Regions from separate parts of the Mus musculus genome. Here region 2 is linked to region 1. The links are chromatin loops, found by intact Hi-C in ENCODE. Cell type or tissue: heart. All regions are shown on one strand.

Region 1 (2,500 bases):
GTTACCCACTCGCACTTACATCCTTCCCCCTTCATCCTGTGCCTTCTTAGGTACTGGGATTCTGGTCCCAGGGCGGATCCTGTCGAAGATTTCCGGTACATCTGGGGAGGTTTTGCCTATCTACAGGACATGGTGGAGCAAGGAATCGTGAAGAGTCAGATGCAGGCAGAGCCTCCAATTGGAGTCTATCTCCAACAGATGCCTTATCCCTGCTTTGTGGATGACTCGTGAGTCCCAGACCTCTATCTTCCTCCCTGAGCTGAAAAAGCAGTAAATGGGGGTGCTCTCAAGGCTTCAGCATCTCCCGAAGGAACCCCAGTGATGAGGGAAGACTGGGGAGCATAGGGTTCTGACCGAAGAAGATGCTGGCTCTGCACTCCAGACGGAAGCAGAGGGGGAAATAAATGATAGGGTGTCGGGGGTACAAAAGGGAAATTGGAGGTTCAAACAATAGGAGTGAGGTTGAAGTGGGGGGATGCCCGCTGTTTAAATTTCCACTTCGTAGTATGTTTGGTATGTGGAAGGTTCTGGTCAGGGCGTTTTCCCAGTGATTGCCAGATCAGCAGATTCAGACTGCGTGGCAAGAAGGCCTGGTACCTAGGAGCCTCAGAATAATGCAGCTCCTTCCCCAATTAACATTCCTATGATGTGTGTTTGGTGAAAAGGTAGAGGAATGTGTTGTTGGATGAGCTCTGGCCTCCCTCTCTGACCACCCCCATCCTAACGCCTGTCCGCCCTTTGACCAGTAGCATGCTAAGCAAACAGCCTGCTGTTTTGTTGAAAATAGATTTTGGAGTGGTGGAGAAAGGGACAGAGGGGGAGAGGTGCTCAGAAGGCTTATTATCATGGTAGATGGGGTCAGAAACACTCCCTGACCTATAGTTGGCTAAGGAATTTAACTCCTGGGGTGTTGAGATCACGGGAAAGTCACTGTAGCACGAGTGTGTGTGACTGTGGGATCCGGGAAGCAGAGATGGCAAAACGTGGTGAAAAGAGTCCCGTGGCCAGCTGGAGAGATTGTAAAATAAAGCCCAGTGTACACACGGGAAAGCAGTGCTCGACACTGTGGCCCCATCAGGTCTCCAGCTCTGCAGAAGACTGCAGAGATAACGGTCGCTGTTCAGAAGTTAGTTTTACTTTGGATAAGAGGCAGAGATGGGAAGGAGAGCCCAGGTCCACTTGCAGGGTCAGAAGGGGAGGGGCTGGCAGGAAAACGGGTGAGTGTGGAGAACCTGTGGGAATCGGAGTCATTCAGTATGGGAGAGCCCTCTGGCGGCCAGCCTCGGAAGTGCATGATTTTTGGTTGGTTGGTTCCCTCCCTAGGGCCATTTTGAGTGAAACTATCCTCCCACGCTAGGCACTGGGCCCTTCCTTTGACAACACCCAACAGTTTCAATAGATAATAATCCCAAGGGCTTTACCAGTGCATTATTCACAGGGGAAACCTGTAACGCTTACCCTAATGTGATTCCATCGTGTCAAATCCGTCCTGCTTGCCGAGAGCCTATCCCAGGATCTACTCCACTTACGAATGGATGGCTCTCGGAATCAATGACTATTGGATCATTGCCTTGTTCAGATCACAACCCACACCATCAGGTCTACAGTCTTTCCCACAAGCCTTCATGGGGAAGATCTAAATATACTATATGGCATATATACTATAAAGAGATGGTATGTTTTATTCCTACACATATAGAGCATCCTCCATCTGGGCTGTCCAGAACGGCTCCATTTTGCCTTAAAGAAAGAAATGACAAATGAGAAAGGTATTTAAGAGGGCTCAACCCAGTGAGGGTCCAACGATTTATTTTTCTGCTCTCCTTCCCTTCGGGCTTCATTCTCAACTCTCCATTCAATAAGTATTTTACGTTGATTCTACCAGGGACAGCTGGCTCTGTTCTGCTTTTTCCTCTCGCTTCAGCTTCATGATCATCCTGAATCGCTGTTTCCCTATCTTCATGGTGCTGGCGTGGATCTACTCTGTCTCCATGACCGTTAAGGGCATTGTTTTGGAGAAGGAGCTGAGGCTGAAGGAGACCTTGAAAAACCAAGGCGTCTCTAATGCTGTCATCTGGTGTACCTGGTTCCTGGATAGCTTCTCCATCATGGCGCTGAGTATCTTCCTCCTGACGCTGTTCATCATGGTAAGCCGGGTGGAGAAGACAGTCTTTAAAAAAAAAATGGCTTCATTGTTTCTGCTCTCCTCCTGTTGGTGAGCAAGTGCTTGGACTAGTTAGCTGAGCATTAAAGACAGCAAGACAGGTAATTCCTCACCTTTCAAGCAAGGCAGGACCCTTAGAGAGCCAGCACCCTCAATTCCCTGCCTCCCCCCCAGCCATGTATCGTTATCTCTTCCCCTCTCCTCTTCTTGCCTAAGGGCCTCACTCACTGTCTACGTAGGTTTCCCAGTCTGTTTCATGACCACGCGGAGACCGGAGACCGCTGTAAGCAAAGCCCAGGGTAGAACTGTTGTGTGCTCAAAGGTTGCCTCTTCTTT
Region 2 (2,500 bases), 71 kb before region 1:
TCCTGGAACTCACTCTGTAGACCAGGCTGGCCAAGAACTCAGAAGTCCGCCTGCCTCTGCCTCCTGAGTGCTGGGATTAAAGGCGTGCACCACCACGCCCGGCTAGCTATTGGTTTTTATAGCTTGGGTTTTGGTCTTCCATGGTCTTCACTTCAGGCCTCTTAGGATGTTGCTGGGAACTTGCTGGGGCCTTCTCTGGCTGTGAAAGCGGTGTAGCCTTTTACTCTGGTAGACTGTAGACATGCCCAATCTTTCTCCACACAGATTTCAGCAACTTCAACAGCACTTCAGAGAAAAAATGAGCATCTTTGATTAGGATAGGATCCTTCTCCAGCTTTCTTGAGGAGTTTCTGGTTCACCAGAGACAGCTCCCTCCTCGTTTTAGTAGAAACAACCAGTAGTATCAAGAATAAGACTTTTCAGTAGGGCAGTGATGGCACACATTTTTAATCCCATCTCTCAGGAATCAGAGCCAGACAGATCTCCGAGTTTAAGGTTAGCCTGGTCTACAGAGAGTGTTCCAAAACAGACAGAGCTGCACAGAGAAAGAAACCCTGTCTCAAACAAACAAACAAACAAAAACAAAAAAAAAAACCCCACTCTTTTGTTTTAAGGACTGGGTTTTATCTATACTAAGCTGGCTGGAACTATGCAGCTGCAGATGACCTTGAATTTTGACCCTCCTGCGCTTTCCTCCTGAGTGTTGGGATTAAAGCTGTGTACTACTGTGCGTTACAGCTACACCCCAGCCCCAAGAATAGCACTTTTATATAAGTTAGGGTTTTTTCCCCCCTAAGTTTTATTTATTATTTCTTAAGTACACCGTAGCTGACTCCAGACACTCCATAAAATGGCATCAGGTATCATTATGGAGGGTTGTGAGCCACCATGTGGTTGCTGGGATTTGAACTCGGGACCTTCGGAAGAGCAGTCAGTGCGCTTAACCGCTGAGCCATCTCTCCAGCCCCATAAGTTAGTTTTAAGAAAGGAACAGAGAAGCTTCTCATATGTTACTCGTGGGGGCTCCTGGGATAAGGGCTGGAACGGGGGTCTACCTGAACGTCCATTTGCTAAAATAACCATGTGACGTTTTCAGTGGGGCAGAGTCGGGGAGGAGTCCATGGTGGGGCCAAGGCTGACACACAACTTGCAGCTCCGCTTCTCAATCTCTTCTCTCTTCTGCTTCCGGGCCTCAAGGAATAATCGAGAAAGAGACAGGATCAGGGCCAGTGAGTCACTAAGGAAGAAGGGGGGAAGGCTGCGTGGAAATCAAGTTCTCTCTAGAGAGCCAGTTTCTCCCTCTTGACACATTTAATGGAAGGAATCTGAAAACAAATCACACTCTTTCTTTGTCAGGCTGAGCAGGCAGGAACCACAGACATAGTTTCCCACACCGTCTGCTCTGGCTCACAGAAAGCTGCCTCGGGACTTTCCGGTTCCCTTCTGTTGTCCCAAGCTCAAGGTCAGATGGTTGCTGAAAAGCAGACAGCCCTTGTGGTCTCTGGTCGTCATTAGTGGGAAAGCCGTGGAGAAGTCACTGTTGATATCTGTTAGTGAAAGTCAGGCGGGCACCTGCAAGTCCTGAGTCTATGGAAATGTCACTTTCCAACTTCCGGAACATAAATTCCCCAGGGCAGAGGCTGCCATTTGCCTGTAAGGGTTTTTTTTTTTTTTTTCTTTGCCTGCCTTTGTCTCCCAAGATTAGCTTGTTTATCTCATTCATGTTAAGAGGATCATTAAAAAGAAATTGTTCTGAATTTGTCTGGTGCTCTGATTCTCACAAATTATTTCCTGGCACTAGAATGGCTTTCTGTGTTCATTGTGTCGTTTGCTGGTGTTGCTAGCTTCTAGCCAGAGCCTTTTAGAATGTACGACCCTTGGTGCCCAACTACAGCTGAGTTTAGGGACTCCCACACTTGCCTACAGCCCCATCCCCACCACATTTCCCACCCCTCTGATGCCCATTCAGGGCTCTTCTGACCCTAGAAGAGTGGTGCTTAGGGTTTCCAGGCTATGCTTAGTGATAACAGCCCAGACCAATGCTCTTCTTCGAACCACCCCTCCTCCACAGGCCCTTAAAATGCTTATCTGGCAACTTCTCCGTTATGTGTGTAATACCCAGAAAATGTAAGACCTTTGGGCTCTTCGTCTTTTCTGAATGTCAAGCTAGCAAAACTAAATAGTTTTGGAATGAACAAATAACATGCTCTGGGGGATATCAAGCCGCCCCCTCGTTTGTGATAACGCCTTGGTTTAGCTTTACCCTGCCAGCCAAAGAGGAGTTCCTCACCCTGGGAAATACATCTCCTCTAAGGTGCTACCTCCTGAAACCCAGGAAGAGTTTTCCAAAGGTAGCTGACATTTCTGGTTTCTTTCCAGCTGGATTGTTTTCCTCGGGTTAGTGTGATCTGAGAGCCAGCCTGTTTCTACTGACACAAAATTCCAGAGAAATAACTGGGTCTGTACGAAAATGGCCAAAGTGCACAGGGAGCCTTTGGGG

What was found. A loop is a pair of places that touch in the nucleus more often than their neighbours do. Peaks named below come from ENCODE experiments on the same cell type or tissue, not always from the same donor. Only the 100,000 strongest peaks of a DNase experiment are listed, where the experiment ranks them.
Region 2: a loop joins it to region 1, with 2.7 times the contacts of the local background. A loop is called at or near these places in 6 of 42 quality-filtered maps.

The regions. Positions count from the first base shown.
Region 1 is chr3:122,103,384-122,105,883 of GRCm38, forward strand. Abca4 (ATP-binding cassette, sub-family A (ABC1), member 4) reads left to right here. Exons shown (of 50, transcript NM_007378.1): 13 at 51-227; 14 at 1,925-2,147. Gm40138 (a long non-coding RNA gene) reads right to left here. Exons shown (of 3, transcript XR_001783974.2): 3 at 1,773-2,170. Among named protein-coding and RNA genes, the nearest start is that of Gm40138, 22 kb to the right of the region's middle. In heart, no CTCF peak of the experiment used is centred here; a DNase peak (open chromatin) is centred at 1,258; H3K4me3 peaks cover 480 bases; H3K27ac peaks cover 1,584 bases.
Region 2 is chr3:122,032,044-122,034,543 of GRCm38, forward strand. No RefSeq gene overlaps it. Among named protein-coding and RNA genes, the nearest start is that of Abca4, 11 kb to the right of the region's middle. In heart, no CTCF peak of the experiment used is centred here; a DNase peak (open chromatin) is centred at 1,338; H3K27ac peaks cover 1,804 bases.